Linked DNA regions of Homo sapiens: all the other regions are linked to region 2. A link is a loop called in an ENCODE intact Hi-C map of the cell type or tissue named here. Cell type or tissue: mammary epithelial cell. All regions are shown on one strand.

The links. Peaks named below come from ENCODE experiments on the same cell type or tissue, not always from the same donor. Only the 100,000 strongest peaks of a DNase experiment are listed, where the experiment ranks them.
Region 1: it touches region 2 in a loop (20-fold over the local background); 5 of 110 quality-filtered maps call a loop at or near these places.
Region 3: it touches region 2 in a loop (6-fold over the local background); 13 of 110 quality-filtered maps call a loop at or near these places.

The regions. Positions count from the first base shown.
Region 1 is chr1:223,694,708-223,702,707 of GRCh38, reverse strand. All of the region lies in intron 1 of LOC105373281 (a long non-coding RNA gene), which reads left to right. It also overlaps a transcript of CAPN2 not described here. Among named protein-coding and RNA genes, the nearest start is that of CAPN2, 14 kb to the left of the region's middle. RefSeq lists an enhancer at 776-1,622. In mammary epithelial cell, CTCF peaks have their summits at 4,312 (motif pointing left) and 6,096 (motif pointing right); DNase peaks (open chromatin) are centred at 1,277 and 1,597; H3K27ac peaks cover 2,710 bases.
Region 2 is chr1:224,918,820-224,926,819 of GRCh38, reverse strand. All of the region lies in intron 1 of LOC105373109 (a long non-coding RNA gene), which reads left to right. It overlaps LOC124904524 (a long non-coding RNA gene), which reads left to right and starts at 2,584. Exons shown (of 2, transcript XR_007066899.1): 1 at 2,584-3,322; 2 at 4,077-7,283. In mammary epithelial cell, a CTCF peak has its summit at 4,082 (motif pointing right); no DNase peak of the experiment used is centred here.
Region 3 is chr1:224,849,845-224,857,844 of GRCh38, reverse strand. No RefSeq gene overlaps it. Among named protein-coding and RNA genes, the nearest start is that of DNAH14, 76 kb to the left of the region's middle. In mammary epithelial cell, CTCF peaks have their summits at 4,693 (motif pointing right) and 6,176 (motif pointing right); no DNase peak of the experiment used is centred here.

The DNA.
Region 1 (8,000 bases), 1.2 Mb after region 2:
CACCAGGACACTTCCACTGGCCGGGCTGCTTCTCTCTCTGGGAGGTGGGTTATGTCCTATCCTCCCCGTTTTGCTCTCTTCTTGATGTATATACAGAGGAGACTTTTCTATGGACTTAGAGATAGTAATTTTTTAGCATATTAATTTCGGTTTTCAGGGACAGCTAGTGGAAGTTTGATGGTGTCCAAATAATTCTCCATATAATGTAGTTTATTTTCCTTCCTTTGTTTCTTCCCATCTTTTTCTTTCTTTTCCTTTCCTTTTCTTTTTTTTTGTTTTTTTAGACAGGGTCTCACTCTGTCAACCAGGCTGGAGTGCAGTGGTGCGATCTCAGCTTACCGCAACCTCTACCTTCCAGGCTCAAGCAATTCTCCTGCCTTAGCCTCCCTAGTAGCTGGGATTACAGGTGTGCACCATTACGGCCCAGCTAATTTTTGTATTTTTAGTAGAGACAGGGTTTTACCATGTTAGCCAGGCTGGTCTTGAACTCCTGACCTCAAATCATCCACCCACCTCGGCCTCCCAAAGTGCTGGGATTACAGGCGTGAGCCACGGCGCCCAGCCTCCTTCTTTCCTTCCTTCCTTCCTTCCTTCCTTCCTTCTTTCCTTCTTTCCTCCCTCCCTCCCTCCCTCCCTCCCTCCCTTCCTTCCTTCCTTCTTCCCTCCCTCCCTCCCTTCCTTCCCTCTCTTTTTTTTTTTTTTTTTTTGAGACGGAGTCTGTTGCCCAGAATGGAGTGCAGTGACACGATCTCAGCTCACTGCAACCTCCACCTCCTGGGTTCAAGTGATTCTCCTGTCTCTACCTCCTGAGTAGCTGGGATTACAGGTGTGCACCACCACACCTGGCTAATTTTTGTATTTTTAGTATTGACTCACCATGTTGGCCAGGCTGGTCTTGAACTCCTGACCTCAGGTGATCTGTCTGCCTCGGCCTCCCAAAGTGTTGGGATTACAGGCGTGAACCACTGCACCTGGCCTTCTTTCTTTCTTTAAAAATATTTTTTTCTTTGCTTTTTTTTTGTTTTCTCCACATAGTCGAACATCCTGGAAATTCGTTCCTTTGCGTTAGTCTCTGAGGATGGGCCAGTTAGCTACAGAGCCATCAGAGTCTGAGTGTCTGGCACCTGAGCTCCTCCTTGGCCCACAGAAAGGCTCTGCCCACCAGCTCCCCAGAGAGAATATGGAAATGCTGCCTGGGACCAAATAAGGGAATATAATGAAAGGGGCCTCAGGGCTGAGGCTGTGTTTGAGTCACATTTTAGCAAAGCGGCCACATAGCTTCTGACTCAGAGCACAAAGATTCTTCAATTCTTCATGGCAAGAATGAGACTCACAAGAGCATAAGCTCAGAGGTGGAAAGGAGGGCAGAGCTGTCTCCTCCTGTCCAGTCTAACCAAGGCAGCTAAGAAGCTGAGGCCAGAGAAGGGAGGGTCCCGCAGCCCTAGAGAGGGCCGGAGCCAGCTGGGGCTTCCAGACTCTCGGGAGAGGTCCCATCCTGCTGCCCGCTCTGCAGGCTCTGCTCAGTCTGCTTGGATGCTGCGTGTGTCGGGAGGCCCTGTCACCCTGCCCCTGACCCGGCTATGCTGGGGAGACCTCAGCTTTCTGACTCATACTCAGAAGGGAGTGTCTTAGAGGAATTTCTTTCCACTCAAGCAGTCTATGGACTGATCAAAAGTGCAAGTCATGTCAAGACATAAGTGCTCTCTAACATGTATTCTGCAATGTGGACTTGAATATAAACTGAAAAGCACAATAGTGAATAATTAGAGCTGTCATCTTGGCACGTTTTATGTAACTTCTGTGAGAGCGCGTATCACCTGGTGATACAAATATTTAGTGTCCATTTCCCCGCTAGCCCATCCATTTCTGAATGAGACACCATGTCTTTCTTGTTCACCTTTGTGATCCTGGCATAGTGCCTGGCACCTGGTGGGTGCTTGGTAAAGGTTTGTTGAACGAAGGGTCATAGGCACAAAGCGTTCCCAGGGAAAACTTGTTGGCATCTTTGATGTCAGAATCATTGATTTAGGGTGAGGGAAATGCTCCCTGGGCCCTGTGTCATGCTAAAGGAGTCCCTGAATTGAGAACTTTGAGGAGCCCAGATTTACTATCCACTAGGATTGCTTCAAATGTCTGAGTTTAGGGTGGGGTGGAGTGTACCCTCCTTTACAAGAGAACCAGAAGATTCCTCCCCCAGGGTTTAATGCTTGAATTCCTCTAGGAGAAAGATAAGAATGTTGCAGAACAGAGCTGTGCAAGCATTTCTTGTTGCTCCCTCCTCCCTCTCTCTCTTTCTCTCTCTCTCTGGGGCTGACTGGTCTGTCCCTAAGTTGTGGGTGCTGGTGCTGGTGTGGAGGGGGGATGAAGGGCCCAGGACATCTCTATGGGGTCTACTTGGGACCAGACTGGCCATCAACACACAGCCCAGCCTCTCCACTTGATTGCCACTCCTGGGGGCATTTCGGTGGACTACAAAGTGCTAGAAACCATGAAGTCCCTGGACGCCCCCTTGGCGCCCTGAGCATTCTATGTAGGGATGGGGGTGGTTGAGTGTGTTCTGGGAGTAGGGTCCTGGGGGAGGGTGGTGGTAGTAATGTGAGATTGGTGTCAAAGAAAAGAAAAAATTATTCGGTGGCACTTGTTGAGGTATGATTAGGAAGGCTTTATTCAGGACTGTTGCAATAGGCATAGGGGCCACTGCAATGGGGTTTTGCGGGGTGGATAGAGATTGGGCTCAACTCGGAATATGGCACGGCCAGGTGGGAATGCATAGCCAAGAAGCAGAGTGGGGGTCAGTGACAGATAATTACTAAGAGTAAACGTAAAGAATAAGGGGGATTCTGGCTAAACCCCCTAACCGAGTCTTGCTGAAGACAGGACAGGGTCATTGGACATCACCTAGATGGTGGAGGATGAGGAGCACAGTTAGATATTGGGGATGATCAGATAGCAAGGTGTTGAGGGGTTCTAGCTAAACTGACTTAGCAGGGTCCTCGTTAAAACTGAATTTTTCAAGGAAGTGCACAGATGGGCCTAGGAAAGGATCAGGAGGCTCACTAAAGTTTGGTCAAGCAAAGAATCTTTGTCAAGGGCCAGAAGAGGCCAGAGGTGAGGCCGAGAGGTGGGGAGGGACTAGCTGCTATAGGACCTTGTAAGGGCAATTGGAGGGGTTGGAAGTGAAGGGTGAAAGAGGTGAGTGTGGTGGTCAGGCTGGTGGGGAAGGAGTAGGGCTCTAGGCAGCTCTGGTGGAGAGGCTCCTGAGCCCCATCACAGGTGTTCCAGGGTCCATGAGAACTTCTTCTGATAGCAGGACTGTAGGCCCATGGTCCTGCTTGCCCACTCTTCAGAAGCAGGCCCTGATGGAGAAGAACTTGGCTTTTTATTTTTTATTTTTAAGAGACAAGACCTTGCTCTGTCACCCAGGCTAGAGTACAGTGGCATGATCATAGCTCACTGCAGCCTCCGTTTCCTGGGCTCAAGTGATCCTCCCACCTCAGCCTCCTCAGTAGTTAGGACTACAGGCATTTACCACCATGCCAAGCTAATTTGTGTGTGTATATGTGTGTGTGTGTGTAGAGATGGGGTCTCGCTATATTGCCCAGGCTAGTCTGGAACTCCTGGCCTCCATAATTATCCTGCCTCAGCCTCCCAAGTGTGAGCTTGGCTTTATGAAGATACAATAATTTGGGGGCTTCTCCTAGTCTATTCCCACTCACGATTTTTATTTTTATTTTCACTTTTTATGTTTTTTGAGAAGGAGTCTCGCTCTGTCACCCAGGCTGGAGTGCAGTGGCATGATCTCAGCTCACTGCAACCTCTGCCTCCTGGATTCAAGCAATTCTCCTGTCTCAGCCTCCCGAGTAGTTGGGACTACAGATGCCTGCCATCACGCCCGGCTAATTTTGTATTTTTAGTAGAGACGGGGTTTCACCATAATGGCGATGCTGGTCTCGAACTCTTGACCTTAGGTGATCCACCCGCCTTGGCTTCCCAAAGTGCTGGGATTACAGGCGTTAGCCACCGCGCCCAACCCCCACTCACAATTAAACACAGCCTGCACATGTATTTCTGCACCAACAGGTTGACAGGCTCTCATTGGAGAGAAAATAACCCGCTCCATCCTTTTGTGCAACTGGAATGATTTGTGTGTCTTGGGAAGTTTTAAAGGTCACCAAGATTTCCTGAACAACAAAAATAAGCCTGTAGTAATAAAGTTATTACACCACAATCATGCTCTTCACTGTGAGCTATAGCGGGTGGTCCTGCCCAGGCAGGTGATGACGGTAAAATGGCGCCTCCTGGGGCCCGTTTGATGTTGTATTGGCTCCACCACGTGGCAAAAAGCAGTATTGTTATTTCAAAGCAAGAAAACCCCTAATTTAGCCATGGAAAAGGAAACCTCTATTTCAAAAGGCCTTTGATGCTTTTCAGCATAAACAAGTAAAACTGGCAAAATGTCTTGTTTTGGATCTCAGGCAGTCATGACTCCAGATCCCAAAGCCCTCTGGAGTCTGATACTGAGTTCCTCATGAACTGACCCATCTATTTATGTATCTATCTGTCTATCTATCATTATTTGTGACCACACATAACGTGCCAGGCATAATGCTGGGTACTGAGGCTTCAACCGTGAACAGGATACTGTACTGTCCTTACAGAGGACATAGACAATGGGCAACAGGCCATTGCAATTCACTGTGGTAAGCGCTATGGAGACAAATTACTGAGGATCCTCACCCAGATTTGGGGAGTCTTGGGTTATTTCACTTAGCATAATATCCTCATAATATCCTCAAGTTTCATCCATGTTGTGGCACGTGACAGGATTTCCTTTCTTCCTTCCTTCCTTTTTTTTTTTTTTTTGAGATGGAGTTTTGCTCTTGTTGCCCAGGCTGGAGTGCAAAGGTGCAATCTGGGCTCACCGCCACCTCCGCCTCCTGGTTTCAAGCAATTCTCCTGCCTCAGCCTCCTGAGTAGTTGGGATTACAGGCATGCACCACCACGCCTGGCTAATTTTGTATGTTTAGTAGAGATGGGGTTTCTCCATGTTGGTCAGGCTGGCCTTGAACTCCCAACCTCACGTGATCCACGTGCCTCGGCCTCCCAAGGTGCTGGGATTACAGGTGTGAGGCACTGTGCCCAACTGATTTCCTTCTTTTTAAGGTGGAATGATATTCTATTGTCTTGGATATACCACATACACTGAGAAAGTCTTTTTACATTTAATTTTTTTTTTTTATTTTTGAGATGGAGTCTCACTCTGTCACTCAGGCTGGAGTGCAGTGGCGCAATCTTGGCTCACTGCAACCTCTGCTTCTTAGGTTCAAGTGATTCTCCTGCCTCAGCCTCCTGCGTAGCTGGGATTACAGGTGCGTGCAAACACGGACGACTCTTCTTTTTTTTTTTTTTGTATTTTTAGTCGAGATGGGGTTTCACCATGTTGGCCAGGGTGGTCTCAAACTCCTGACCTCAAGTGATCCACCTGCCTCGGCCTCCCAAAGTGTTGGGATTACAGGCACAAGCCACCACGCATGGCCAGGAAGTCTTTTTTTTGAGACAGGGTCACTCTCTGTTACCCAAGCTGGAGTGCAGTGGTGTGATCATGGCTTACTGTGGCCTTGACCTCCTGGGCTCAAGTGATCCTCCCACCTCAGCCTCCTGAGTAGCTGGGACTACAGGTGTGCACCACCACATCTGGCTACTTTGTGTATTTTTCATAGAAACGGGGTTTCACCATGTTGCCCAGGCTGGTCTTGAACTCTTGAGCTTAAGTGATCCACCTGCCTTGGCCTCCCAAAGTGCTGGGATTACAGGTGTAAGCCACCGTGCCTGGCCCTAAGGGAGGAAGTCATCAACTGGGGCCTGAGAGCTGAGTTCAATTAGTGTAAGGGTGGATGGATAGACGGAGAGAGGATAGGAAGGGGAGAGGGCTCCAAAATGACTGAGTAATTGGCTGGGAACTGAGAGAAGTTTCGGTGGCTGTAGTGTGGACTGTCAGATGAGGATGGTGATGGGAGATGGGGCCAGAGAAGAGAGCAGGTGCCGGGACACACAGGGCTTGTGAGTTCCGCGAAGGAGTTTGCCCAGTGTCCAGCAGGGGGCAGTAGTGGTGGTCTCCCCACCTTGTTCCTATGGGCTGATTTGGGCTGTGGTTCTGGCTGCGTGGCCTCTGTGTGTCTGTTTCCTCAGCCAGATCTTCTCTGAGTGGACAGCACTTCGAGAAGACCTACGTGGGATGGTTGGATCCTGGAGAGGCCTACAAGTAGCCATCGATTCAGTCCAGACACTATTTGCTCTGGAATGTGCGGGACTGGCTCACATTGGCTCCTGAGAGGAGGGAGAAAATGTGCGCAGGGCAAGTTGGAGACGTTATTTCTCAGTTTGCAGTTGGTTGGATCATGTCAGCCCATCAGGATATTTTAGCCAGGATGGAAACGAGCCTTCTAGAGCATTTAGGATGGGGATTGCCACTTGGGGAATTAAAGGCAATAATGACAAAATGAGCTTATCAGAGGACCTAGTAGGATTCTCATTCCTGTGGCTGGGTACTGTTGACAGGAGGGCAGCTTCCTGGGCACTCGAAGGCAGGAGGAACTTGACTCTGAACACGGCTAACGTCCTGTATTGTACAGCTGTGGTCATGCTGTGAAATTCTTGTGTCTTCTAGTTATATTTAGAGGAATTATATCTTTTTACTGTGTCTGTTGGTATTTTTACATCAATCACAGTCCATCTTGTAACAATAAAATAATCTTTCAAAAATGTTTTCTGTTTAAATTAGCCTAAAACTCTCCCTTTCTCTCTCTTTCTCTTTTTGAGACACGGTCTCACTCTGTTACCCAGGCTGGAGTGCAGTGGCACGATCATAGCTTGATTATATCTCACTGCAGCCTTGACCTCCTAGGCTCAATGATCCTTCCACCTCAGACTCCTGAGGAGCTGGGACTACAAGCACACACCACCATGTCCAGCTAATTTTTTTTTGTAATTTTTTGTAGAGGCCAGGTTTTGCTATGTTGCCCAGACTGATGCTGAACCCCTGAGCTCAAGCAATCCACCTGCCTTGGCTTCCCAAAGTGCTGGAATTACATGTGTGAGCCACTGGGCCCGCCCCCTAAAACTATCTCTCATTTTTCAGCAAAAAATCTGATGAGTACTAATTCCCTTTTCTCCCAACTTCGTGTCTAAGATTTTGAACGTTGGGTGTTTAATGTCTAACGGTATTTTCCTTCATGAAAACATGCAGGAGAGGGAGCTGCAGCTGCAAACTAATGTTCTGAGGCCTCTTCTCCCTGTTCTCCTGCAAGAAGTCCGAGGTTCATAGCACTGTGACTAAGAACACATCTTAGATAGCAGGGCCTCCGGATAGAGAGTGCCAGGGGCCAGAGGAGACCAGGCTTCCCCTCCACAGGTATTAGTGTGTATGTGGGGGTGAGTCTGTTGTGGCTTGGGGCTGTCCCTGGCCATTCCACTGAGAAATGAGCCTCATGTGCTGGAGGGCCGCCTGCCACTCTGGTCCTTTCTGCCTATGATCCAAAGGGGAGGATGGTGCCTCGTTAGCCTCATCTCACTTGTTCCCTGTTAGTTGATCGGGAAGTGTGGCCAAACCAGTCTGCCTAAGACTACACACCCTGAACTGATATGATGGAGGTTGACACCAATCTTTTGGGGGGTCTTTTGGAGGATTTTTAAAAAAATAAACTTCAGCTTTATCAAAAATTATGGAAAAATTGCAAGACTAGTCCAAACCCCTCCTGCATATTTTTTACCCAGATTCACCAATTATTTACCTTTTGCTTCATTTTTGCTTTATTATTCTACCATCCATCCATCCATCCATCTACATACACACCATTATATGCATATACATAGCATTATATCCCCATTACATATGCATATATGTGCTGTGTGCCTGTGTGTGTATATTTTTTCTGAACCACTTGAGAATCAGTTGCAGACATTGTGCCCATTTACTCCTAAGTACTTCAGGGTGTATGAAA
Region 2 (8,000 bases):
GCTTATTAGGCCACTGGATTCCTTGAATAAGTATAAAGGGACTTAAATTTTATAAAGCAATTTGATATATGAGCAAATTCAAATAGCACTTTCAAGTATGAACTGCATAAATGGATAAAGAGTATAACATTGATATGGTATTATTTGGATTTTTAGCAAGACATTTGGTAAAGATTCTCATGATATCCTTATGGATAAAAAAGTGATATTGTGCTTAGGAATTTTTTAATTCATGGTAAAAGGTTTCTAATGCTATATTGCTAGGCTCTCCTTGGCCTAATTCCTTTCAAAGTTTTTATTAAAGAGTTCGATATTGACATCATGGCATGCTGGTTTAGGTGCATACAATATGAAACTGGGATGGGTAAATAAATGAGCCAGGATCAAAGAGAATCTTTATAAACTGAAACAATGCACCAAGTCTAACATGGTCCAGTTTCATAGGGGTATGTGTAGAATATAGTTGGGTCCAAAAAACTAACTTTGCAAAAACATATGGGGGTAGATGTGGTTTAACAATAGTAATCATGAACAAAATCTTAAGGGTTTTAGTTGATTGTGAATTTCTTGAGTTCACAGTATGATTTGGCTGGAGGTAAAGTTCATCAATTATCCTGAGGAAGTGGGAATAGACATATTCTTTGATGCTCCAGGGTATACAACCAGAGCCCATGCATGAAAACTATAAGAGGGCAGATTGACATTAAATATCAGGGAAAAAATGTCTGATTAGTCAAGCTGTCTAAGTATGGATCCCACACCTTGAAAAGTAGCGAAACCTCTGCCAGTGGGAGGACTTGTTTGAAGCAGAATCGGGGGACTTGTCTAAGTTGTGTAAGCAGAGGCCTGACAATCATTTGAAGAGAATGTTGAAGGGGAAGTTGATACATTGGATGAGATACATTCAATGAGTTATAAGATCCCTTCTGACAAGTATTAATAGATGGAATACTGTGGAGCTAATGAACCACGCCCACAGCAGATACTCCACCACCTCCTCTACCACTGAGCTAGTGTGTATACTTTGGAAACCACCAACAGTTTGGAGTTGACACTCTAGAAACCAGTTAGCATTCTCTGTGGCTATTGTAATACATTTGTTCTTTTTTTTTTTTTTTTTTTTGAGATGGAGTTTCACTCTTGTCACCTGGGCTGGAATGCAATGGCGTGATCTCAGCTCACTGCAACCTCCGCCTCTGAGGTTCAAGCAATTCTCCTGCCTCACCCTCTCGAGTAGCTGGGATTACAGGTGCCCGCCACCACGCCCAGCTGATTTTTGTATTTTTAGTAGAGACGGAGTTACTGGTTTCGAATTTCTGACTTCAGGTGATCCGCCTGCCTCGGCCTCCCAAAGTGCTGGGATTATAGGCGTGAGCCATGGCGCCTGGCCACAAATTTGTTCTTAAAACAAGAAAATGTTATGCTCGCAGTTCTGTAAACCAGAAGTCTAAAACTAGTTCCACTAAGCTGAAATCAGACACCTGCAGGGCTGCACTGCCTGCAGAGGCTCCAAGGGAGAATCTATTCCTTGCCTCATCCTGCTTTTGGTGGCTGCTGGCATTCTTTGGCTTGTGGCTGTTTCACTCCAGTCCCTGCATCTGTGGTCACATTACCTTATCCTCCCCTATATGCCAGATCTCTTCCGCTTCTCTCTTATAAGGAAGTGTGATTACGTTTAGGGCTTACCCAGATAATCCAGGATAATCCCCTAATTCAAGAGCCTTAACTCAATCACACCTACAAAGCTCCCACCCACCCCCCCCACCTTATTTATTTATTTATTTTTTGTCATGTAACGTAACAGTCACAGGTTTCAGGGATTATGTATATCTTCTGGGGTGCTGATTATTCTGTCTATCACAAAGCCCATACGCTTTTCCTAGGAAAAAATAAAGTAAAAAATATATGGAATGAAAATGTAAAATAGAGGTTGGGTCTGTAGTAGATTATAGGTGGTGGTTCACGCCTATGTAATGCCAGCACTTTGGGAGGCTGAGGTGGGTGGATAGCTTGAGGCCAGGAGTTTGAGGCCAGCTTGGCCAACATGGTGAAACCCAGTCTCTACTAAAAATACAAAAATTATCTGAGAGTGGTGGTGGGCGCCTGTAATCCCAGCTATGCAGGAGGCTGAGGCAGGAGAATCCTTTGCACCTGGGAGGTGGAGGTTGCAGTAAGCCAGGATGGTGCGGCTGCACTCCAGCCTGGGTGACTGAGCGAGACTCTGTCTCCAAAAAAAAAGAAAAGAAAATGTAAAATAGTATAGCTGTACAGTATAACATAGAACATGGACTTTGTAGTTATGGTAACCTGAATTTGAATTCCAGCATGGTATCACGTTAAAGGTAAATGAGAAAAGGTGGCAGCTGCTACATGGCAAGCACTTATTAAATGGTAGCTATTATTATTATTTATACTTTGAAAAATTCATGATTTAACAGAAGTTGTTATCGGAAAGGGGTCCCGATCCAGACTCCAAGAGAGGGTTCTTGGGTTTCGTGCAAGAAAGAATTCAGGGCGAGTTCACAGTGCAAAGCAAAAGCAAGTTTATTAAGAAAATAAGGGAATGAAAGAATAGCTACTCCATAGACAGAGCAGCCCCAAAGGCTGCTGGTTGCCCATTTTTATGGTTGTTTATTGATTATATGCTAAACAAAGGATGGATTATTCAAACCTCCCCTTTTTTTAGACCATACAGAGTAACTTCCTGACATTTCCATGACATTTGTAAACAGTCATGGAGCTGGTGGGAGTGTAGCAGGGAGGACGACCAGAGGTCACGCTTGTCGCCATCTTGTTTTTGATGGGTTTTGGCTGGCTTCTTTACTGCAAGCTGTTTTGTCAGCAAGGTCTTTGTGACCTGTATCTTGTGCTGACCTCCTGTCTCATTCTGTGACCTAGAATGCCTAACCGTCTGGGAATGCAGCCCAGTAAGTCTTAGCCTTATTTTACCCAACCCCTATTTAAGTTGGAGTTGCTCTGGTTAAAACTCCTCTGACAAAATGGCATGGGAGGCTGAGGCAGGAGGATCACTTGAGCCCAGGAGTTCAAGGCCAGCCTGAGCAACATAGTGAGTGAGACTTCATCTCTAAAAGAAAAGAAAAAAAGGCATGCTAATGTTCTCTAATATCCTTTTTCTCACCTTCTCAAAAAAATCTTTGAAATGATACATAAAATGGCAAACAGTGGCTGCAACTCTGGAAACCAGAGTCTATTGGGATAGTCTATTAATAGTGGAATGTATGGCAGTTGGCTGAGATATATGTTCCTGAACTCTGCTACCCATCTTCTAAAACAGAAGAGCAAATATAATGCTGCAAAGAAGGTAGGTAAAAGTTTGGTCTTTAGAATGGCCTGACTAGAAAATTGTACAGTTATGTCTTCACTGCACCAGAATAATTTAATGCTTCAGGCAGACTGATGACCTCTTTCCCTGTCCCCACATACCCAGTCAGAGACTGCAACTCCTGTGATGCCACAGAACCAACAGCATCCAGCAGAGGAAAGGGTGCATTACATCTTATGAGGCATTCTATCTTGGAAGCACTGTGGGCAGGGCCAAAAAACAGGCCCTGGGAGCTGGGCATGTGAAGGAGTTGTATCTTTGACTTACATTTGTACAAAGAAAAACTGCAAACTACATGAGCCTCTGATAATCAGGAAAATCAGCTAGAAGGGTAGGGTATAGGCTCATCAGATCAGTGCCTATAAGGGTGACTAAGGATTGTTTACATCAACCTTAAGGCTCATTCTAGATATGAGAGAGAGAATCTACTAGCTCTCAAATTAGTACCGAGAAGAACTAAAGGCACTCAGTATACCTGGCCTCTTGGCCCACACCAAGCTGGATAGATGTCTCTATATTCAAAGATTATTAAGCAAAGAAAAGAATGCAATAATAATAGCAAAATGTTATCTCTAGCAATGTGATATTTACCATGTGCCAGGCACAATTTTAAGTTCTGTGTCAGTTATCAATATAGGATTGCTCAGCTTTGAATACACATTTCAGTTTATAGCTCTGTGATAATGAAATTCCCGAGCTATTTAAAGTGAATGCAGTGTTATGTTTTTTCCAGTAGATGGTAGTAGAGGAACATTGTCAAAGGAAGAGGAGCTCCTGCCCTTTCCAGCATAACCTGGAGTTAGCAGTATAGGTGTGAGGCCATTTTGGCAGAGCCTGCTCCAGGTACAGACCTCGAACTGGTCTCTCTGTGACCTTGAAGACTTGGCCTGGCAATAGCCTTTCTGCAGCCCTCGGGACACAGACACCACAGACCCACACAGCCCATGTACTCTGAAGGGCTCCTATCCCTGAAGATGACCCGACTCTCACTGCAGACCCACACCCCTGGCTGCTGGGTGCAAGCCTGCAGTCCAGAGGGTGGCCTGTTGCTTGCCCAGCAGTCCCAGGTCAGCTCCAGGCTGGCCAAGCCAACAAAATTCTCTGCTATCCAGTGGGCTGAATCACATCTTCTCCAACAAGGTCTGAGCCCCTTCCAAGTTTGTTTTTTCCTGCCACCCTCAACCGTAGGGTACCATGTAGTTTCCTTATATTCTATAGTTACCCTTTTGTTGATACATTTATACATCAACCTTTCCCAGTTTAGCCTACTCTCTGGTTTCTGTATCCTGACTGGACCCAGACTACTGCAAATACTTCACATGTATTAATTCATTTACTTACCATACCAATTGTATGAGGTGAGTACCATTACTGACATCATTTTTCTAATGAAGAGGTTGTGTGCGGTTAGGTAACTCATACAACCTTGTCTTTGTTTCGAAAATTTTTTAATCTAAAGACTCAGAAGAAAAACACCCTCTAAACAAATATTTTTTGTAAGATATAGAAGAAAATTTTAGAAAACATCTGTTTGGTTTTCCCAAGGAACCAAGAAAATACAGCCTTCCTATAGGAACAGAGACATAAGAAGAGAATAGACTTGGATGCAGGCAGAATTTTAAAAAGAAGCTAGCAAAATAAAATTTAAGAGAAACCAAAAATGTTGTGGAAGAATTTGAATCGTACTAAAGGCAGTACAGAGGAAAATTATTACTGCAGGAAAGCGAATAAGTGATGTGGCAGTTTAACCCCAACAGTTCTCCCAGAATACAGAGGAAAAAGAGGTGAAAAGAATGAGAGACCATAAGAGAGAAGCAGGTCAAAGAAGTGAAGGCATACCTACCAAAGTTATCTCTTCTTAGAGAAATAACTAGAATAATGGGGTCAAAAGTCCTCAGGCGGGAGGCTATTAAGAGGAAAGTAAAGCCCACATGGGGAAATTATTATCACTTATGGGGAAATTTTTAGAAGTTTCTGTGTGACCTCCCGCAAACTCCCATGGCATTTTCTTTGCACTGTGTCACTCACCCTGTTCTGCCTTGAATTTTGCTGAAAGTGTAAGACTAGCACTGAAAAGAACATATTTCAGATCCCAGTCTTTTCACTTACTGTGTGACATTAACAAGTCAACTGCTAGGCCTTGGTTTTCTATCTACCTTATAATATCTACCTAAAGTAGTTTATCTATCTTGAAAGGTTGTCTGGTGACACAAATGAAGATATATGGAAATCTCTAGACAATAGTTTCTGAACCTGAATCTTTATGTCTCTATGTGAGTCTCAATATTTAAGGACAAAAAAGCAGATGTATTTCCTTTGTGTCCCCTGCAGTACCTAGCAACTGTAGGCACTGTATAAATATTTATCAAGCATGTTTAATTTAAGATAAAAGTTAGCAAAGTAGTCTAAACCTATCCCACTATCACAAAAGGAACAATGGGTTTCATAAAGACCAGAAAAATATAGATCAATAGAATTAATTGTGTTTGTAAACAGATATAAATTCATTTATTATTGCTATTTGTTTTGGGGTTTTTTTGTTTTTGTTTTTGTTTTTTTGAGATGCTGTCTCGCTCTGTTACCCAGGCTGGAGTGTAGTGGCACGATCTCAGCTCACTGAAACCTCTGCCTCCCGGGTTCAAGCAGTTCTCCTGCCTCAGCCTCCCAAGTAGCTGGGATTACAGGCATGCGCCAACACACCTGGCTAATTTTGTATTTTTAGTAGAGGCAGGGTTTCTCTGTGTTGGTCAGGCTGGTCTTAAACGCCCGACTTCAGGTGATCCGCCCACTTCGGCCTCCCAAAGTGCAGGGGATTACGGGTGTGAACCACCACGCCCAGCTATTTGTTTTAATTTCAGTGTTTACAAAAGGCAATGAGCATTGAGCTATTTTAGTATAGATGTAAATTTTGATAATTTTCTCCATCCTTTGTTACAACTGAAACATTTTAGTTCAATACACTGTAATTTACAGCTAAATAGTACAAAATGGTGATTTGTAACATTTTGTTTTCACAAAGAAAAAATGATTTAAAATGACAGAAGAAAATTATAGCAATTAACATAGCCATCCAAAGGAATATTTTCTAAGCATATAAGATGACTACTATCATCAATAGAACTACGCAATAACTTGGATTCACAAATATGTCAACCTTCATTAAGAACCTTAAATTCCTAAATGTAAATCAAGTTACAAAAATCATTATCCATCTGGAGAGAAACCTAATGATTTCCCTATGCCAGCTGTGGAAATAACAGGTTTGAGCCATGTTAAAAATCAATGTTACCCAAATAAAGAGTTTTCTCAGATTCCTCTCTGGTAACATGCTGTTAATGTTGGTAACAGAGGCCACTGTCAGAGCATTTGCCCAAGTCCAGAATACTTCCCAAAGATAGTAGGATATAGGATATCTCTACACAGGTAGGGGCTAATTCAAGCCACTATGCAGAGATAGCCTCTATCCTACTATCCTTGAGAATTGAAAGAGAGAATACCTGTGTGGAGGTATCCTATTATCTGGTGAATTTGAGGCAGGAGAATAGGGTGTGGAGGCAAGGAACCTAAGGCCAGTTCATGCTGACTTCCTAGAACTAAATCAAAAGGAAAACCCCAATTTTCCACACCTAAGTAACAAAAGGACCAGAGGCTACTCCCTTTGCAACACTTTCTACATGGCAGATGGAAAATTGAAAGTACCTCTGATTGGTTGCAGAAAGCAACCAAGCAGATGTTTGCATAGGAGTGTAACTTTGTAACTTCACTTTGGCCTCTGATTGTGGGCCACTGCTTCATTTGCACCGGGTGTACATCAAGTGGCCAATGGTGGATTTGGACCCCAGAAGACTGTGTAACCAGGGCCTTTGAGCCACTGCTCGGGCCACTCCCACCCTGTGAAATGTACTTTCATTTTCAATAAATCTCTGCTTTCGTTGCTTCATTCTTTCCTTGCTTTATTGTGCGTTTTGTCCAATTCTTTGTTCGAAATGCCAAGAACCTGGATAACTTGCGGTCAAGACCCTTTACCGGTAACATGTATATAGAGAGGTTATCTCTCTCAATTCACTAGTTAGAGTCTACTATGCTATTTAATATTAGTGTCCTAGATGTGGCAGTCGTTTGGAAACTCTATTGGATTTCTTACTGAATTCATGGACAGTTCCCAGATTAACCTACTCAAATGTGAATCCTACAGACTTGGAGATTAAGTCTGGAGAAAGCCTTTTGGCAAACCAAACCCTGGGAGCCATCCTGGGGTTTGCATCTCATAATGCACGGGAAAGCTGATCTCTATTCAGTTTTGCAACTTCTGTATTGTTTTTACACAGGATTAAATGTTAAAACTCTTGCAGTGCTCACATCCATCTAGATTAGTTCTTTCTCTACTTCCATACAATTCACTTACGCAGTTTAGTTTCATTGGGAACTAAACTCTTGACAGTGCACAGTAGGAAGTATACTCAAAATTCAGAAGAAGCCAGGAAAAGGGATCGAGTTTGAACAAGTCCCTTCTCAGGGACTCATTACACCAAATTTACCTTACAGAATTGTTGATTTAAATGGTTTCTCTCCCTCTGATCTGTTCTTTATGTTTCAGCTAAAATAATCAGTTTACCACCCCACTAGAAAAAGGCAGGCAGGAATCTACGTGACTTGA
Region 3 (8,000 bases), 69 kb after region 2:
CACAAAACCCTTTCATTTATAACTGTTTGTCCTGAACTTAGATATGTGGCCACACCTAGCAATAAGGCACTGGTTTTTGGCCAGGCACATTGATGCCCCATATAAAATGAGGATTTTGTACTGAAGAAGGGCAGAATGTACATTGGGTTGGTGACTTACAGTCTCCCTTTTGGTACAGCTCAAAGACCTCTCCAGACTCTCTCTTATGATGGCCATCCCCCAGGCTTAGCACTAAGGAGGGCACTTCTCTGTGAATCAGCTTGTCACATTTTTGGAGCAATAAATGTCTAAAAGCTTTTGTTTTGGTTTGGTTTTGGCTCTGGTGATTGTTTTCCTATGACTTTTACCAATTTGTACTTGTTCTGTTCCATGAAACCATACTGAAAACAAATCTACATTTTTCCTTCAGTGTGACAGTGGATTTTTTTATTGGGCAATTGAATAACAGCCCTTCAAATATTTTAAGAAAGCTGTTTGGTGATAGTGAAGTTCTGCCTTTTTCAAGCTAAATTTCTCCAGCTCTTTAAATCTTTCCCCATAAAACCCTACAACATTCTTTTTGCACTCCCCAGAATGTTGATCAAGTTGTCACTGGGTCCAGATCTGACCCAGCCAGTGGAGAACTTGGGGGAACTAACTCTGTCTCTCTTATTTCCATCACCGGAGGCTGAGTCAGCTTTTTTGTCAACCACATAATATTACTGGTTCATATGGAACTTGGGTCTACTAAACTTTCAGATATTTTTCATAAGAATTGCTATTAAGATAAGTTCTTGTATTAGTCCATTTTCATGCTGCTTTGAAGACATAACTGAGACTGAATAATTTATAAAGAAAAGAAGTTTAATTGACTCACAGTCGTGCTTGGCTAGGGAGGCCTCAGGAAACTTACAGTCATGGCGGAAGACAAAACAGGCACATCTTACATGGTAGCAGACAAGAGAAGTGAGAGACAAGTGAAGGGGGAAGCCCCTTATAAAACCATCAGATCCTGTGAGAACTGACTCACTATCATGAGAATAATATCGGTGAATTGCCCCCATGATTCAATTATCTCCACCTGGTCCCGTTCTTGACACGTAGAGATTATTACAATTCAAGGTGAGATTTGGGTGGGCACACAGAGCCAAATCATATCATCCATTTTGTACTTTATAATGTTTTTAACCCAAATTAATTTGATCTTGTGATATTTTCTCTTTAATGTATGGGCCCAGCATTTTAAAAAGATCTTATTGAGCTCTTTTAGTATTTTGACTTGGCCCTCCAGGGGTTTCTCCATTCACACTGTCCTAGCTTCATATCCCCTACAGGTCTGAGCAGCTTGCCTTCCAAATCTTTATCCAAGCTGAATCACTTAGCAGAGCATTGTGATGGACAAAGCTCGTGGTAGGCTGTAAGAAATTGCCTCTCCAGTTAAAACTAACCCATTTTCATCTGAGGCAGATTCCTTCAGAGTCATGTACTAAGGCTTGGTTGAATTTCACAACATAACATAGACTGGGGAAGAAATGGACTTTACTAGAAAATGAAGCAAACGTACAAAATGAGAGTTAACAAGGGAAGGCAGGGCTCCCTCTCTCCCACTATCCTCATGAGAGGTGGGTGGTGCCAGGGCATTACAGCTGACTTCACCATGGAGGTTGTTCCAGGGGAGGGACCTGGCCCTCAGCTGCTTTCTATTCTTTTGGGGCAAGTCTGAGAACAAACTTATTGGGCACTGGGCAGTCTGGATTTGGGTGCCAGCTGTTCTCAGGAGCTTCCTGGGGGAAAGCAAGATGCCAGTGCCTGGAGACCCTAAGGCCCATGGGATGTTGCAGTCCCATCTGCTCCAGGGAGGATGCCATGGGGACACCCTACTAGAGAAAGGGATGCCCCAAATCCCAGCTGGCTTGTTGTTCAAACAACTTAGGGTAAGTTCCCAGGATCATTTTTGCTTAATTCTGTCTCTTGCATCAAACCTATTAATTAAAGTTTATTTGGGTTTAGTCTTTCATTCAGCTACAAATTCGCCTGAGAAAATGGACACCCAATGCTAATTATTCACCTTTTTTTTTTTTTTTTGGAGACGGAGTCTTTCTCTGTCGCCCAGGCTGGAGTGCAGTGGTGCGATCTCAGCTCACTGCAACCTCCGCCTCCTGGGTTCAAGTGATTCTCCTGCCTCAGCCTTCCAAGTAGCTGGGACTATAGGTGCCTGCCACCACGCCCAGCTAACTTTTTGTATTTTTAGTAGAGACAGGGTTTCACCATGTTAGCCAGGATGGTCTTGATCTCCTGACCTTGTGATCTATCTGCCCGCCTTGGCCTCCCAAAGTGCCAATTATCCACTTTGTCTACAAAGAAATCAGTAAAGCCTTGGTAAATAAATAGCCTACATCAAAAACTGACAGCGCAAGTTATACATATACACATTTCATCTACCTTTCCCCAGAATGTAAACTCTTTGAACAGAGAGACTGTGCATTATTCTGTAACCCATAGGGCTTAACCCTCTGCCCTATACAGTAATAGCAGCCACATTTATTCACTGACTAGGTTAGGCACTGTACTCGTGTCAGCCACCATTCTGGGTCTCTGACATGCATTATTTCATCAAATCCTTGCAACTCTTCAAGGGTAACCCGTGAATAATACCCATTGCATAGGTGATGAAACCGAGGGCACATAAGTACACAGGAAGTAATGGGACTGGATTTGAACTGAGCTCTATATGCCCCAAAGCCCTTCTTCTGTTGTATTAATTGTCTGATTACAGTGCAGATTAACAATAAATATCAATGAATAATCAAGTCTACTTCATCTTTGTGTTTCCAGGCAGGATTATGCAACAATCCCTGAGACATGAAGATTTATGTTATTATAATAGAGTCATGTCAACATAGTCCTCCCAGGATAAAAGCCAACTCCTAAACTTACAGCAAAGCTAACAATGATGGGATAAATACACCTGTTACCAGTTTATTAAATAAGTTGGACTCTGAGGCTACATTAACCCTTAAGCCCACCCCTCCTGAAGAATTCATTATCCCTACCACTCCACCCTTGGATAGAACCTTGGATTTGTATCATAGCTTTTCTAATTACTCTTTAGTAATAACAGTTCCTCTGACTACTTACAGTTAATAAAATGTAATCTAATAAAATTAGATTTCCAGCGATTATTATCAAAACCCTAGACTCCCATTCAATCTAAATTTTCCCTCCTGCTCCAGCGTGGACCTCCCTCAGGGGTTAGACTCCTCTTTGTCTCACTCTCTACCTCCCTGGGGGCCTTTCCAGCGTGGTTCAGGGGTTTGGAGGGGAGGCATGGGACAGAAAAGGCCTTCTGGCTGTGACTGAGAGCTTTGATGGGTTTCGGAGAATGCTCTTCCTGGGGACCCCCTTCCCTGGTGTAGCTGGTCCTCCAGCTGACCATGTACAAGCTTCTCATCCCCAACCCCACCCCAGCCACTGCTTCCAACAGTGTCCCCAGTTTCTTTCTGCTGTAGACGCCTGAGCCTGGCAGAAAGGCTTTTGGGGGCAGAGTTCTTTCAGTTATTTTCAGGCTGATCCCTCAAACGCCAGAGAGCCCATGACAATGTCTCCAGGTGAGTTTTCTCTTGGTGGTTTCTTTCTCTTGAGCTGACAGAGAAGGAAAAGGCCCTCCCTCCTCAGCCCCCATGGGTGGGGCAGCGGGTGGTGCACTGCATCCTGGCAGCCCTTTCCTGGCCTCTTGAACCCCTTGATGAAACCTTTGCCTTTTCTTACATATGTGCCAGGTGGCTGATGGGATAGGGGTCAAAGCTGGTTTCATAATTTTTGCATTTATAGTGCAGCACCTGTTGTTCTTGGCCCCCAGTGCTTTTGCTAAAGCCTTAAGAGGATACAAAAAGTTGTGTTTAACATCCTGTTTCACAAACGTGACACAAAAGAGACCTTTATAAAAATAAGCAACTCAAAGGAAGGGGACAATGAAGTGATCCATGAGAGGAAAGAAAGGCATTCATAATGCTGTTTATTGGGCTATACTTTGTGTCAGGCTGTACACTAGGTTCCATGCTCAGATCACATCACTTAATCCTCACATCAACCTGCATCCTCCTGCAGTTTTACAGATGAGAAAAATGAAGTTAATACTTTTCTCAAGAACACAGGGTGACTTTCTGAATCCAAAACCCATGCACTTAACAGAAGTTGAGAGGGAGGGTAACAGCTCTATAAAAGCCATTAAGAAGAGAGCCTTAGACCCATAGAGAAGGGCATGGGCCACACTGCTTTTGAGAGTGTGATTTGGAACCCTACTGATATGTTGCGGATTCTGTAACAGACCAACTTGGCATCTTAGAAAACTGTCACATCAAGTCTAAACTCTTCTGCCCAGTTATACCATTCTTGTCATTCCCAACTAACCAACATGGCCCCTCCACTGTCACCCAAACAGTTGCTTTTTTGGCCAAGAATGCCAAACTCCCCTTCTTTTCAATGCAGAGCTTTAGTGCATGACTTACCTCCAACCAGGAAAGTTCACAATGCTTCTTTGGCAATCTATGTTTGCCATTTTATTTCAAGACCCAACTCAGAACTCACATCTTGAGTTGGTTTTACCTGATTCGTCCCATTCTCAGCATTCATTCATTCATATCTGTCCCACTTTTATGGACCAGGAATGCAGATGGGAAAAGGGGACTTACGGCCTTGCAATTTTCTTTTACTACCACTAGATGGGGACCTTATAAGATGAAATGCTGACTCAGTTGTCCAAGAAAAATCAGGAAGCATAAATCAGGCTGACGCTTGGTTTCTAAACCAGTCAAGTAAGGCAGCAGGCAGTAACATACATACATACGTACACACGTACACACGTACATACGTACACACGTACACACGTACATACGTACACACGTATATACGTACATATGTATATTCAGAACTGAATAATTGAGTAGGGGAAATGCAACTTTGCAAGAAGCTGGGACTGCCTAGATTAGGTTTGTATTATATGATCTCATGTTCAGGATCCTAGCATGATTACTATATGTAGCATATGATTACTGAATTATACTACATCATTTTCCTCATGAAGAAACCAAGACCCAAAGATGCGAAGCGATTTATCAAAGGGTAAAAACTAAAATATTAATGTCATCTTGAAACTGTTCTATTCCATTTCACGATATCTATGGTGTATTGCAGGTAACTGTAGGTAACGGTAGGCCGGAATTTAAATTTTTGGATTCATTTGAATCTCCCACATCTCTGCAACGTTCCTAGGAATAGCCATATCAGCAGCCATGACAACCGGTTTTGAGCCCTGACTATGTGTTAAGCATCATTTTAGGTGACACATTACATAACTAAATTCACGTAGTCCTCAGAAAAGGACTGTATTATCATCATTTCTATTTTTAGATGAGAAAACAGAGGCTCAGAGATGTTAACAGGCACAGAGCTGGCAAGTGAAAGCACAAGGATTCAAACCCAGATGCAGTGGAGACCAAGGTGTGCTACTGCTGACTAGCCCCACCGTCTGTCCGTACCATGCTGGACAACCAGGGCACTCCAGAAAGCCTTCTTCATGGGCTTCTGGGCTCCCAGGGATGAGCTGGGGGTGGGTTGCCTTTTGTGCCCCTCACTGAATTGAGAGAACCCCCCTCTGCTCCTTTGCCTTCGGTGCCCTAGGCTGGACCCTTTCCTGTTTAAGCAACAGAGCAGTGGGAGCGGCCCTGCTGTGCGAGCCTCTCGAGCACAGTCTGCATTCAGTCATTTGTCATGGAAACAGTGTGGGAACGGAACAGGTGATGAGCCCTTCCATCAAAGGTGTATTCAGTACCTACTGTGGCCTCCAGATGCAGAAAGTCAAAGTAGTGCCTGCCTTCGGATCCCCCAGCCCCGTGGAGGAAACATAGAACACCTCATGGCAGTGAGCTGAGAGGACTCAGGAGGAGTGAGGGGCTGAAAGGCCAGGGCAGGGACGGGCTGAGCTGCTGCTTAGAGGGTGTCCCCGTGTTGCTACTGCCCTCCTAGCTCCTCTCCACTCCTTTGCTTTGGTCCCCAGCTAAGGGCCAGAGTGCACTTCTATCAACTTAGAATATAACAATAATCATTAAACACCATGTGGTGGCCTGAGAAGGAGTCTCAAAGTGTCTTGACCTGCCTTTTTTCCCGGGCTTGCCGAGCATGGATCCACATCACCAGCAGAGGGCACTATGCCAGAGCTGGCTCTGTTGAGGGCATCAGCAGAAAGTCCTCCAAGCTGGCACCTTGTGTTTATGCCCATTATAAAACACTGGACTTCAAGGCTCTTGTCCATAGCTCGCTTTGGGACAGTTAAACTAACAGTGCTTTACAGAGTTAGGCTGGCCTACCTTGGGAGGCACAGTCCCCACCCCCTTGTTTATTGGCAGCTGTCACTGACCAGCATAGGTCAGTACTGAGCACTCTGAGCAAGTTACCTTTTCTCATGCTCTCAGCCACCCTGGAGCAGGTGGGTCTGACTGTGGACACCTTGGAACGACCCCCATTCCAAGCCTGCACTGGATGGGCAGTGCTTAGGGCCTCACTTCTGTAACTACTGAAGGCTCAAACATTCCTTTTGGTCACCAACCCTTGTAGTGTGGTCAGGAAGAGAGATGCTGCGACCATCCCAGAGGAGCGGCCAAGGTCTGAGCTCTGAGATGCACTCCATGTCTCTACGCGCCGCTCCTCCAACAGCCACCTCAGGAGAGCATATCTTGGCAGGACAACCACAGTGACCTCTACCCTTGGTGCTAGGACCCAAGAGCTTCCCTTGCAGGAGCTGACATTAGACAGCACGAGGATGGTGCTTTCAGCCAACTTCTCAGCACCCACTCCTCCAAACACTGGGCTGCATGCTGGGGTGCAGAGGTGAAATGGCCTAGTCCCCATTCTGGAGCTCAGTCTGAGGTTGAAAAGGGTGACAACTCAATGAATTGAACATTTATTTGTGTGAATATTTGCTCATCAATCTAAAAGCCACAAACACTGACTATTTATTGTGCTCTGCCCCAGATTTGCTCTCAGCTTAACACAGTGTCTGCATGTAGATACCTCTCAATACATGGTCCCTGAACAAATAAATATCAAAACAAGGCAAAGGAGGTAGCACCCTCTGCTTATGTTCATACCACAGATTCACAACCAAAGAAAATGTGTTTTCTCTACCTTTAAGGCATTCAGGGCATTTAGAAGCAGAGTGTGAGGGCGCATGTGTGTGGTCTGATGGTCCGATGATGATGAAAGCTCCTGGCTCATTTCTCTTCACACCAATGGGATGCCTGTGGTTAGGGGGGCATCTTCCCCACTGGGAAAACCTACTACCCTCACAGCCAGATTACTGTTTCCAGTTCACCAAAGTGATCCAAATACAATATGGAAACTCTGTGTGTGCTTTTGAGCTTCAATGATACAGTAGGCAAAGACCCTTGCTACCTGGGCCCCATCTCAACCGTGTGTGTGGGTGCAATAACATGGTGACCCCTCAGTCGTCAGACACAGATTTCAAAAAGGCAGCCATCAGGTAAGATCTGTAGGTAAATGCTTCAGAGGAGAGCACCTTCAATCTAGCACCAGATGATAAGTGTAAAGATGGTATCATTCATTTTGGAAAATGACCATGTCAACAAGGAAGATGCTTTTTTTTTTTTTGAGACGGAGTCTTGCTCTGTCACCCAGGCTGGAGTGTAGTGGCGCGATCTCAGCTCAATGTAACCTCCGCCTGCCTGGTTCAAGTGATTCTCCTGACTCAGCCTCCTGAGTAGCTGGGATTACAGGGGTGCACCACCATACCCGCTAATTTTTGTATTTTTAGCAGAGACGGGGTTTCACCATGTTGGTCAGGCTGGTCTCGAACTCCTGACCTCATGATCTGCCCACTTTTGAATTATGATCACTGACTCATTCTCTCATTCTCTTCTCTTTTAAAAATTTTTTAAATTGACAAGTAAAAATTGTATGTATTTATGGTGTACAACTGTTACCAGAAAGGAGTCCTAATCCAGATC